4 separate regions of the Homo sapiens genome follow, and all the other regions are linked to region 3. A link is a contact called in ENCODE Hi-C or POLR2A ChIA-PET data. All regions are on one chromosome and are shown on one strand. Each heading gives the region's core, a stretch centred on a gene start or an enhancer-like site at or near the end of the contact. The rest is flanking DNA. Distances are from core to core; before and after follow the strand shown. Region 1 overlaps LOC105370777 (a long non-coding RNA gene). Region 2 overlaps LOC105370777 (a long non-coding RNA gene). Region 3 has its middle 18 kb from the start of LINC02694. Region 4 overlaps LOC124903469 (a long non-coding RNA gene).

Region 1 (3,013 bases), core at 421-2,920, 560 kb before region 3:
GCATTTTTCCTTGATGCTTCACTTAATGGAAATTGGTGCCATCCTAAATTAAATGTTAAATAGTAAGTGTTGTATTCCTTGCTCTTTGTTTCTGTCAGATATTAGGGACAGAGACAAGTTATCAGCCCCTCCATCTCTGCTCCAACTCTCTGAAACCTTTATGAGGACCTCATGTTCCCTTAACTGGAGGCAAAGCCCTTTCCTTCCAGCAGCAGCGAGGAGAGGCGGTGAACACGCAGGGTGATGGCCTCTCAACCCCCTGCCATGTGGCTGGCTCACAGCCTTCTCAGCTTGCATGTGAAAAAGGAGTTTATGGGCCACCTGATGGCCCTGGCTCTGAAGAGATGGAAGAAACAAGGGGTCTTCTAAGCGTCAGGAAGCTGATGCTGTCTGTTGAGAGGCTTCTCTGACATCACTCCCTCACCTTCTACCACCCTGCTCACCTGCCTCCAGGCTCTAGCAACTGGGCTACTTGCCGCGGGCCTCTAGGCCAGCATGGAAATCCCCACAGCAGAGGGAAATCCCAGCAGAGGCCTAGGGTCCCCAAGGATAGCATGCAGGCCTGGAGGGGCTGGGGAGAGGGGCAGGAGGGCCAGCTGCTTCCCACTGCTGCCTCAGGAAAATGAGGCAGAACTAGACTATCCTAAAGACCTTACTGATTTTCACTGAACTTCTGTTCAGCTTTTGTTGGCCCTTATCTTCTGGTCTCCTGTAAGATTTTTTTCTGGGCATCAAGGATTGGACTAACCAAGCTTCACCTTTTGTTTTTGTTACTTGTGTGTTTCGTCTCTTTTCCTCAAATATCAGGTTAGGGTGTGTGGCGGTGACATTACTTCTTCAGCTATTTATCTTTCTATAATATTTCCATAGTCCTCTCCCTATTTCTCTGCAGTTTCAGCCTTTTTTGTTTGTTGTTTGTTTTTGAGACAGGGTCTCATTCTGTCACCCAAACTGGAGTACAGTGGCACGATCATAGCTCACTGCAACCTTTGCCTCTGGAGGTTCAAGCCATTCTCCCACCTTAGCCTCCTGAGTAGCTGGGACTACAGGTGCATATCACCATGCCTGGCTAATTTTTGTATTTTTAATAGAGATGAAGTTTCACCATGTAGCCTAGGCTGGTCTTGAACCCCTGGGTTCAAGCGATCTGCCTGACTCAGCCTCCCAACGTGGTAAGATTACAGGCATGAGCCACTGCATCTGGCCTCTGCAGGTTCAGCTTTTAATATTTTGCACGAGTTCATCAGGTCAAATTTTAGTTGTGTTCCAAATAGAATACAAAACATTCTGGTAATTGACGAGTACAGTGTTTCTCAATCATAGCTGCTTATTAGAATCACTAGGTGGACGAGGCTATTTGAAAATCCTGGTACCCAGGCTGTACACTCTGGTCCAGTGAGACCAGAATCTCTGGTTGTGCAATCCAGGTAGTCTGTACTAAGAAACAGTGCTCTCATGGCAAGTAATACCTTTATGTGGCACACTAATATTTGTCTTTGCTGTTTTATCTTAAACCAACATTTACCACATCCTCAAAGGATACATTAGAATATTAATTGGCAAAGAGTATAGCCATGCAGAAACTGAATTATATCATGGTCTCCATTGCAGTCTGTAAATACTTCTGAGGTCGTGTTGGCAGAATGCCTTTCAGTGTCCTTGTATTTGCTAGCTGCTTTGGTGGCTGACAGCCTAAAAGAGACTTGCCTCAGGAGAGCAAATAAGAAAAAACAAATAAAACTGTAGATATGGATGTCGTCACATTTCAAAGACTGCTGGCCCATTATGTAAAATGCAATGACACATTATTACAAATATTTACCTTAATTTTTCCCCCCTGTAGTCTTTGTTCTCATTTAAACACTGAATGGCCATTGACTTCTTTTGAAAAAGAAAAAGAAAAATGGTAAGTCTTTCACTACCTTTCTCTTCAGACTTGACTTAGATTTCCTAGTCCCGCTGTTTGAGATGACTTGATTGCCTCTGTTTCAAGCTCTGTGGTTCATTTCTTCAGCCTCTAAGCTGTTTCAGCTTCCTTTAGGCCATGGATAGAAAGCTGGTGAAAATCGGCAAATATTTTGCATAAATAGTTGTTGGACCCCAAACCTCCACAAACCAACTTTTGAGTTTTTTTCTTTTTAAGGAGAAATGGGTAGAGAAGTGAGAACCAGTTTTATGGATCTGGTGCCTAGCAAGGTGCCTGGCAGGCAGTCTGAGAGCCCCAGATATTTGTTGAGAACCTGAAACACAGTGCTCGATGGAGTTCTCCTCTATTTCTAATCGCGGATGGTATTCGGGGGTTAGCAAGCAGAAAGAATTTCCCGGCATGAGAGAGGTAAAAGGGAAGAATGTCTCATCCAGAATTTTGGCAATTCCATTTTAGAATTTTCTTTTAATTGGAGGGGCATATTGTTTGTTTGCTTTTTAAAGAAAAGAATCACAGTTATTTTAGGATGTGTGATCCTGGAAGATATTATATTCAGATCTATTTAAAAGAAAAACATTTAACTTTTTTCCAAGACTCAGTCCCTGCTCTAAGTTTTCTCATAGTGCGTAAGTTTGTCAGGCATGTTTCTATATTCATTGGAAAGAATAAATGACAGTTGGAAATAGAAGGATTGGGGCAGCTGCAAATGACAGGCAGGCTGCACACTGGAAATGCCATGGGGTAGAATTCCTGAGACTGCAGTACAAGCAGTATTCCCTAGACCTGTGAACTTCAGTGGTCCTGAGAAGGAGACTGGACCTTCTTCATGCCAGTAATGACAGTGAAGAATCACAGTTGTCATTTCCACCTCTGCTTACAATATTCGGTTGACTAGTGTTTAAGGGTATTCAGTAATTGTATTCTCAGATCTGGTCCATGCATTGCTACCTTAGTCCACTTTAGGGGTAATAGCATAGGCATAGGAAGAACATCTACTGACCTGGTAGAAAAGATGCTCTGATAACATATGCATCGTTTATTTGGACAATAATAACATTCCAAGGAGCAAAGGTCAGACTGTGCCTT
Region 2 (3,130 bases), core at 561-3,060, 690 kb before region 3:
GGAAGCATATGACCATGTTTCCCAAACTTGTTTTACCTGGAACCTTTTATTTTTTTTCAGGGATTCCCTATTAATAATTCGTGGCACTATTCTGTAGAATAAAACTTGGGAAACAGTGACATATAGACAGGAAAATGAGTGAATGCAATGATGTTGCAGGGCTAATCTCACCACAGTTCAATTTATTAAAGCAAAATGTGTAATTCCTCAAATTCTGTACTTTAATTTGTATTGATAATCCAGCGCTGGAGTTAACATAGATTTCAGGAGTGAACAGAATGCTGGTTCTATTCCCTTGGTTCTGGCTTGAGAAGGGGCTGAAGAAAATGGTGAGCCCACTCAACTGAGGGTAGTGTCTACTTCTGCCCCAGAGAATTTGTCCCAGGGAGGATGCAGCTCAGAACAGCAGGTTTTTCTTAAGTGTGTACTTTCATTGATGCCTCATTTCTGGTCAGCGTGAGGGGAAAAGCGGCAAAAAGATAGTCACTCAAGTTAGTCATGTTGGGAAACTTATCTGTTTTAGGCAGTGGTTCCTCTCAGCAAGGGGTGGAAGATATGTGGTCCAGCCTCAGGCTAAAGCCGTTTCCCAGTACTATCACTAATACTAGTCCTGTGCTATTTCCAGCTCCAGCTCGTCATTTGTCTATTGGCTTGCGAAACTACCATCTAAGAGGGCAAAAGCATTTCTACTGCCTTGGGCCATTTCCTTCTGACATTCTTTACTGATGACCTCTGAAGCAGCTATGATCACTTCTTGGCATGTCAGACCATCATCTATTGGCTCTTTGTCTCACCAGAAACAGGCCAGCCCCAGCTGGTCCAAGCAATATGAGTGTGGGTTAACTTCAGGGATACAGGGTCCTGGGCTGGTTCCCAGCTGGTCTGCATTTAACAAAGCAAAATTGGGAGTTGTGATGATCTGGAGGTGTTCTGAAGGGGTGAACTGGTGGAATTACAAATTACTTAGTTCATTCCCTGCCCTCTAGTAGAAATGAATCTAAACTAATCCAGACTGGTAAGAAGGATAGACACAGTATTAAAGGCCTATTGCAAAGAAGATGCTATAGCTACTTTCCTTCATTTTGGTGACCCCAAACTTTGATGTTTCTTGGTGATGGAAGAACCATGACTGTCCCTCTTCCATAGAATTTTCCTTAGGGTCCACTGAATTCATGTACACATGCACACGCACACACACACACTCACACAGTTTACTATTACCATTAGGGACTGTGGTGCATGTGGCTGTGTGCTGAGGGAAGAAAAAAAATGCATAATAGCCTGCCTCCAAAAAAATGTATCAGATATAAAACATATGCAAAGACACATATGATAAGAACCATGTGAGTATGGACCATGAGTTAGATTTATGAGTGTGGGGTATTGTGAAGGAGGTGCATCTGCAGCTGAGAATCACAATACAACAACAACAACAACTACTACTACTACTTTTTAACATTTATTAAACAGTTGCTAAATTCCTGGTATGGTTTTAAATACCTTGACACACTCTTCTAAGTGCTTCATATATGTGTTTAATCATCACATTCCTCGAAGGAAGACAGAGGAGGAAATTGAAGCATTTAAGTAACTTGCCCAAGGTCACACAGCTGCCTAAGGGTGGAACTAGATTTAAATCCAAAGCAGTCAGGTTGCACAGCCTTGCTCCTGTCTCCCAAGTATGCTGTCAATAATCGAGGAATTTCAATATGCACAGAGAAGAGCAAAGGCTTTCCTGCTGAGAACAGACTGGTCAGTAAAGGAGTAGGGGTAGTAACGTTTTAGATGGGAGCAGCCTGGCTTGTGGGTGCTTAGTGTAGTGATTGGCACAATGCCTGGAATGGAGTAAGTGCTTGTTTGTTGAATTATAGGAATTTGAGTTATTGACTGAATGGCTAGAGAGAGATAATGTTAGAGAAGTAGGCTGTTATCAAATTGTGTAGGGTTTTGAATTTCAGCTTAAGTGGTTTAAACTTAGTACTGTGGATGATATCTTCTCTACAATGCTGGATTTCTGAAGAGGCCAACACACTAGTCTATAAATGTGCTATTCTATACATTCTTCTTTGCATTTTCTCTTTTTCAGTGCTTTGTATACAATTGCTAGAAAAAAATGGAAACCATGCTAATCGAGCCTATTACCAAATGCTTGCTAAATTTTGCTATTTAACTATAGAAGTTATATGTTAGCTTTAACTTGACAAGTCAGTCTTTGCTTGTGATGCCCATAGCCCCTTCTAAATATATGCTAATGGACAAGTCTTTAGGTAACCCAGTTATATATGGTGTGACCCTACTCTCTCTGGCTTCTGTGGGCATCATGACATGACAATGCACTTGCTTTTTAAATATCAAGAATATGGAAGCATTAGCAGTGGATGTAGAAACTGGAAGATTATGCTGAAGAGAATAGTCAAAGAGGACACAAAGAACTACATGTATAGTGAAATTATGAGGGAGTAGAGGTAATACATAGGGAGAAATTATTTTATGTATCTTGAGCCCAGACGTTTTGATTTCAAATTCAGTTCTGGATGCTTCCTGAAATTTTCTATAAAGTTAAAAGTCCTCCCACCCCTTTTCAATATTCATTCTCCTTGACTTTTCTGCTGCATTTTACATAATTGCTTGTTCACTTTTTTTGGAAACCCTTTCTACTGAAATGCGATATTCTCCTGGGTCTTCCCCCTTCCGCTACTGCCCCTATTCTCTTCTTAAGCACCTTTCCTTCTATGCTCAAGCCTTTGATGAAACACATTTCTTTTCTGACTTTCCCTCTGCATAATGTTATCCATGGCCAGGCTTTAAACCCTCATCACTTTTCATATGTGCCCCAAAGTATGCAGACAACAGAGACATCTTTTCCAAGCTATCATGGGAGGGCTCCCATTTCTAGTTCTTTGCACAGTGCTTCCAACTGGATAACACTAAATCAAGAACGTTCCATGTAGTTCCGTGGATGCCCCCTTGGTTCAAGACTTTATTACCTTTTACCTGGCATCTTTATTCCCAAAGGATTTTATATGCTGCTGCCAGATGAATCCTTAAATCACAGCTGTGATTCTGTCACTGAAGATTTTGGGTCCTAAATCTTCAGTGACTCCTGATCTACCAGAAAAAATTTACATTC
Region 3 (2,998 bases), core at 41-2,540:
CTGGCCAACATGGAGAAACCCCATCTTTACTAAAACTACAAAGTTAGTGGGGCATGGAGGTGCATGCCTGTAATCCCAGCTACTCCGGAGGCTGAGGCAGGACAATCACTTGAACGTGGGAGGCAGAGGTTGCGGTGAGCTGAGATTGCATCATTGCACTCTAGCCTGGGCAACAAGAACGAAACTGTCAAAAAACAAAAAACAAAACAAAAACACACACACACACACACACACACACACACACACACACACAAAACCAATAACCAGGAGTGGTGGTGCATGCCTGTGGTCCCAGCTACTCAGGAGACTGAGGCAGGAGAATCTGAGTCCAGGAACTTAAGGCTGCAGTGAGCCAAGATCATGCCACCACACTCCAGCCTGGGTGAGAGATTTGTTTAAAAAAAAAAAAAAAAAAGAGAGAGAACTAAAAATGGCAGTCGATGTCTATCCCATTAGTTGTGTGAGCCTGTATCAATAAATATATATTACAAAGCTGGCCTTTAGCAGAGACAAGGACAGCTGCATACATCTCTCTGCCTTGATTGAGATTTAGGTCTTCTCTGCCACATTCTAGAACTTTTATAGTTGGTGTGTTTGTGTTTTATAAAGGAATCTGTGGCTGAATAACTTCCAAAAATTTCCTATGACCCACTTCTACACAACTGTCTTTGTCTCTCACAGAAGGCATAGGTCCCTGATGCTGGTTAGTGATCTCGGCAGCCAGGTCTCTAAGGAAATTCCAGGTTACCCACAAGCATTTCAAGAGTCTTGGAAATTCTCTAATGAACTAACCCAAACATGCAGGGGCACAGTTTTAACAGGGCCAGATAGGCCCCCAGGGCATGGAGGTATTTATTTCACTGGGCCCCTGTGTTTGCAGGGGGTCTGCAACAGTAACCTCATGAAGCTTGGGGGCCCTTCTTTGGTGTCCAGCAGCTTTCTCTGAAGGAGAACTGTGTTTGCTTGGTGCCCTCCCATCCTTCCAGGCCTCCAGAAAGCCTTTTTGATTGCTGTTTCAGAGCACACTTCAGGCAGCAAAAGCCAGCAAAAAATCTCTTGGATCTTCTGGCCACAAGTCCTGTACTCCCAGTCCCCAGCCTGAATGCAGAGCTGAGAGAAGGGGGTCTGCAGGGGAGGAGAGCAGAGCTAGGAACGAGCTTCCTTTGCTGTTGGCTTCATCTCCAACCACAAGAAAATTTTCCACTGTTTCCATTATTGCTGGCAGGCACCCACACTGTAGGAAGACAGACTCTCTGTTGAGAGAGGAGCGATGGAATATGGTGAGTAAGTCAGTGAAGCACGCAGGCAGGAAAGGAGAGCAAGCAGGAAAGCAAGGAGAGAGAAGCAAAGATGGCAGAGAGAGAAGGCACTGCCCATTCGTGGGCAGGGCCAAAATGGCTGGGCAGGTCTCTGTGTTGGATGGAGTTAGATCCATATATTTAATCATGAATCATGTTGAGCCAATACACGTTGCCTTAACTAAACTATAAAAGAAATTTCCTTTTAATTTTATGTCATTCAAAGTAAGCTCAATATTCATGAGGGAGAAGGGCTGGGGGACCTCTTGGCTTCTGGATTTATTATTCCAAAAAAAACTGAGTTTTTTCCATATTTTCCATGATGCAGTTGCTACCTCCCACCGTGAAAAATAATAAAGACATGTAAATACACTGCCTCGTAGGTACCCAGATTGACTGTGGGTCATGTCCATTTTGATTTAATGATGCAACGTCACAGCTTTCTCTTCTACTTCAGAAAGCATTGGAATATTAAGGAATGAGTATTATTGGTGATGGGAATAACTTGCAATCCTCTGATTTTTCAAGAATTAACATTCACATGCATTGGTACTAAGATAACGTTAATCATAGGAAATTATTTGCAGTGCACCTCAGGAAAGATCGGGACACGCTGCCACCACTTAACGATCTGCTGAACCTGGAGATGACCTTATCAGACGTTCCTGGCAGAAATATCGTTGTCTAGACGTGGAGGACATACAGACAATTTCCCCTATTCCAACATGAACGTCCATAAAGTAATGCCATCTGGAGAGTTAAGCTTTAAAATATAATCATAACGGATCACGGCAGATATAAAAATTCCGGGACCCTTTGTGTTCCTGGAAAGAAAAATGAGAGGCAGGATAGACAAATGTCCAGGTAATAAAGGGAGGAGGAAATGCCAGGGAACCAAGCATAGCCACAGACAAGGGAAAGATAGCACACACATCCAATCACATGGGAAGGAGAAGAATGGGAAGTTGGCAGAGCAAATCAGGGCATCGCAAATAGCTCCTTCCCTCCCTGAAGGAGTGTTAAAATTTCTCCAGAGGTAGAGTCAGTCTTTCGAAGGGTGAACATCTGTGGGTCTTCTCAATGCAATCCCACCCTGGAAGACATTTCTGGAAAAGACTTTAGAACTTTGGTCATTAAGACAATTTCTCTTTGCTTTGGTATAGATTCACTTTTGGTAATTTATCTCATACCTATTAAGATCTACCTTGTGATCGTTTGCGAGTTTTCTAAAATGTTTTAACAAAATAAATCATTATCATATAATAAAGTGCTTAACAAGCCTTGAAAATGTAAATCAATGCTAATTTTAGCATTATTGCCATTTAGTAAGATTTTTCCTTAACCTGGACAACTATTTGTGCTATTTCATCAGGAGAATAGGCCGGGAGTGGTGGCATACTTTGGGAGACCGAGGTGGGAGAATCACTTGAGCCCAGGAGTTCAAGACCAACCTGAGCAAAATAGCGGGACCTGTCACTACAAAAAAACTAAAAAATTAGCAGGGCATGGTGGTGCATGCCAATAGTCCCAGCTACTAGGGAGGCAGAGGTAGGAGGATCACTGGAACCCAGGAGGTCAAAGCTGTAGTAAAACGTGATTATGCCACTGCATATCGACAAAGTGAGACCCAGTCTCTAAATAAATAATCATCCTCAGGAGACTTTGTCTTATGTCTTTTAGGCATCTCATTCATCAAAATT
Region 4 (3,155 bases), core at 161-2,660, 780 kb before region 3:
GCTCTGTGTATTGGGGAGGTAGAGCCCACATGTTTACAGGTTATATGGATTCAGTGATGTATAATGTAGACATAGTTCAAATGTTTTTTGAGTGCTAATCTCTAAAATTAGATCAACACACACGCACACAGATGCACACACACATATTTCAGCTTTGTTCCTCAATTTCTAAAGACTTTATTGATTGGCCTAGTCTAGTATATTCCAGAAAAAAGTTTTTTTTATTTTTTGAGGACAAGAAATAGGTCTTTGATTCTACGTCTGTGCACTTAAACTACTCCTATGTATAGAGGAATGATTAGTTTGTATTTGTTGACTTTGCAATTGAAAGGATCTCAGAATTCACTTCAATGAATTTGGCCCAAACTTGCCTGAATATAAGAATACAAACATCTTCTCAGGGCCCAAGTCAGAACTTTGGACTCAATCTACAGAGGAGGAGCTTGACAATCTATACTTTTTAACGCAGCAAGTTATTTCTATCATTGTGTAGATTTGGGAAACATCTCCATGCGTACAAAGGGGTAGAAGTTTCTTCTACAGCATCATAAGTTATGTTTTTTGGTTTTAGCTCTCAGGTTTGAAGACACAGAGACACACTCATTTTTGTCCATGGAAAGGTGGATTTATTATAAGGACATAAAGCATTCTTTGGGGAATCCAAGAGTAGGCAGTGGAGCACAGCCTGGCCCCATGGACTAGAACAGAGGGTCTGTGGTCTTTCGTTCATGACGTCCCTGCTTTTCCCTGTCCACCAAGTTCATATTCCTCTATCTACTGGTCAGGCTTCCCATGCCTTCAGCTTGTCCATAGTCCATAATAGCCCTCCGGCCCCGAGTCACCTCGCCCTCAGTTCCTTCTCCAGAGCCCACCGATTCAGAATTTCCATTGCCTGATTCAGTATTTCTGAGTGATCACTCATCAGCTCAGCCTTCTGAGCCAGATCACCAGAAACATCATTACTGGCAACCTGTGGATACATTTAGAAACAATAGTGCAGACATGACTGGGGAAAGAGCATAATAATTTTACTATTTAATTATAAGGATATTGGAACTATATCTCCAGGTTGTAGTTAACATTTGTTAAGCCCCAAGATTAACATTTTGGACTGTTGGTGAGGTGTTTGAAACTGTGTTTGCACTATGGCTTACTCAACAGTGGACAAACATGTTAGTTGTAACAGTAGAGGTATACAAATGACTAAACAGCAGCAATAAAATTTTTTTTTAAAGAGAAAACTTTGAATGACAACAAGGTGTTGCATAGTCAGAGTTCCCAGAATTTTCCATTCTATTTTGACTTTCGCTTAGAGAGTTTAAGTGGCCCTTCCAGGATGCACTTGGCAGCTTTGGGAAAGGATTAGAAACAGAGGCGATGGTCAAGGCGGGACCTGCTTTTTGTAATCTTCTGCTTCAGTTAGGGTGGATCATGTGGTTTTTCAGTTCCTAGAGACCACATTAGCAGTTAGGAACCAAGCCAGTTTATCTTTTTTGGTCCCTATTTTTGAATCTAGGTGAGCAGCTGACTCAAGGAAGAACAGAGTGTGACCTGACTCCATTTAAATTACGCAGCTTTTATTATGGGACTTGAACACACAGGATATGGCTTTCCCTGACTCTCTCATTGAGCGAAAGTTTAGATCAAAATAAAATTCCCTCTGTCTGATTTCAGATTAACTGTTGTTCTGGGAAATGTCACAGAAGCAGAGGCAATGTTATTTCACTAAAAATAGTTGTGTCAGAAACTAAGAGTCATATCAAAAACTTCTAGAGGTTTTAGGTCCAAAAGCCCACATGATGTCTGGTGACAAGTTTATTTGAGGCCCGCATGATAAAAATTTAGAGGTAGAAACAAATGGCTCTATAATCTAGTTCACATGTGAATTGCCCTTTGCTTTTCCACCCCGTTCTTTTTGCCTGTCATCCTCTTGGCTGTAGGCAGGAAAGGCTGACGAGAAGGCTCAACAGAGTCTGATTTTCTTCTAGTTGAAAATGTTGATGGATGTTGAAGTTCAAGCCTGCTATACTGGGTTTTTGGATTACTGAGGTTGAGTTTTAAATTATACAGGTCTGTTTTTATGTGTGAGCGTAATATCCACTGTGGCATATTTGTGAAGCTCGCTCGTTGCTTTATTATTGTCAGGGCTACACAACAAGCACAGAGCCAAGCTGTGTGTCTCTATTTAGAGCGTATGTGTCCACAGGGCAAAAGCGATCATACACAAAACAAAAGAGTATAACTAAGCACTGGACTAAGGACCATGGATATTTAAAGAAGGAAAATTCCGTAATGGGTGAATTTTAAAAATAATTTTGTTTTATAAAGCTTCCTGGGGGAGGCGGGTGATGACGCTATAAAGGAGTTTAACATTCTATTGTTTCTTTTCTATTACTTATTTTTGGAAATCCATTTCCAACCAGATTAGAAAATGTTTTAAATTTACATGCATATTTACATAAATATTCATTCAATTTACATACTTTACATTAAATTTAAATACATTACTTTAATTGCTTTTGCTTGTTAAGAAATGTTTTTCTTTTTTTAAAAGAAACTTTTTCTCTACCAAGGTTTTCAAAATATAAAGCATGAGGAAAGGATCAAAGTTTTTCTTGGGAGATGGGCTAATTGTTGCAGCACTAGATATAAGACTCTTGAGGGCAAGAAATGGGCCTGTCGTGCTCTCTGTTGTGTCCTGGTGTCCAGCATAGTGTATCTTGTCCATTGGATGCTTGCTGAATACTTGACTGAATGAATCATGTTCCTGGACAATGATTTGGTGAGGTGGAGGACAGTTTGAACAAAGGCATTGAGATGGTAACAGCCTGATTGGAATAGACTAGGATGATAGGGATTGGTTGAAATACCATTGTATAGCCAGAGAAAGGTTAGGCCATAGAGGGTTTTGAAAGGGTGTATGTTTGACAAGACAGAGAAAAGGGAGATCGATCAAGTTTCATAAACAGGAAAATAATGATGAATGCTTTTAGAAAAACATATCTTGCAAAGTTAGGAAAACATATCTTGCAAAATTAGTTGGAAGGGACAAAGATGCCAGTTTCTTCTTTTGTGAGTTAGTGAGGCATAGATCTAAGTTGAAATAGACCTAAAAATCGCTGATGGGACAGATGCTAAGACTTGGTGACAGGATA

Evidence for each region. Hi-C counts contacts between places; a loop is a spot of excess contacts on that map. ChIA-PET counts read pairs that join two places held with the same protein, here RNA polymerase II (POLR2A). Pooled maps may share reads with other maps.
Region 1: a map of chondrocyte shows a loop between it and region 3 (2.5-fold over the local background). The contact joins two enhancer-like sites. A Hi-C loop is called at or near these places in 1 of 168 maps with a recorded cell type or tissue (chondrocyte). POLR2A ChIA-PET finds 5 or more read pairs at or near these places in 1 of 52 experiments (BJ).
Region 2: POLR2A ChIA-PET joins it to region 3 with 10 read pairs in BJ. The contact joins two enhancer-like sites. A Hi-C loop is called at or near these places in 1 of 168 maps with a recorded cell type or tissue (IMR-90) and 3 of 50 pooled maps. POLR2A ChIA-PET finds 5 or more read pairs at or near these places in 2 of 52 experiments (BJ and PC-9).
Region 4: a map of mesothelial cell of epicardium shows a loop between it and region 3 (39-fold over the local background). The contact joins two enhancer-like sites. A Hi-C loop is called at or near these places in 2 of 168 maps with a recorded cell type or tissue (chondrocyte and mesothelial cell of epicardium). POLR2A ChIA-PET finds 5 or more read pairs at or near these places in 2 of 52 experiments (PC-9 and endothelial cell of umbilical vein).

What each region holds. Positions count from the first base shown.
Region 1 is chr15:39,272,733-39,275,745 of GRCh38, reverse strand. The region is part of intron 1 of LOC105370777 (a long non-coding RNA gene); the gene reads left to right. Among named protein-coding and RNA genes, the nearest start is that of LINC02915, 24 kb to the right of the region's middle. RefSeq lists enhancers at 1-378, 379-880. Within about 2 kb of position 1,670, at least 4 of the 41 ENCODE cell types and tissues checked have a DNase peak (open chromatin) inside an H3K27ac peak, as active enhancers do.
Region 2 is chr15:39,402,496-39,405,625 of GRCh38, reverse strand. All of the region lies in intron 1 of LOC105370777 (a long non-coding RNA gene), which reads left to right. Among named protein-coding and RNA genes, the nearest start is that of LINC02915, 150 kb to the right of the region's middle. Within about 2 kb of position 1,810, at least 5 of the 41 ENCODE cell types and tissues checked have a DNase peak (open chromatin) inside an H3K27ac peak, as active enhancers do; they include IMR-90, where a contact is called at or near this core.
Region 3 is chr15:38,712,688-38,715,685 of GRCh38, reverse strand. No RefSeq gene overlaps it. Among named protein-coding and RNA genes, the nearest start is that of LINC02694, 18 kb to the right of the region's middle. Within about 2 kb of position 1,290, at least 4 of the 41 ENCODE cell types and tissues checked have a DNase peak (open chromatin) inside an H3K27ac peak, as active enhancers do; they include IMR-90, where a contact is called at or near this core.
Region 4 is chr15:39,490,331-39,493,485 of GRCh38, reverse strand. It overlaps LOC124903469 (a long non-coding RNA gene), which reads right to left. Exons shown (of 3, transcript XR_007064595.1): 3 at 891-970. Among named protein-coding and RNA genes, the nearest start is that of THBS1, 89 kb to the left of the region's middle. Within about 2 kb of position 1,410, at least 2 of the 41 ENCODE cell types and tissues checked have a DNase peak (open chromatin) inside an H3K27ac peak, as active enhancers do.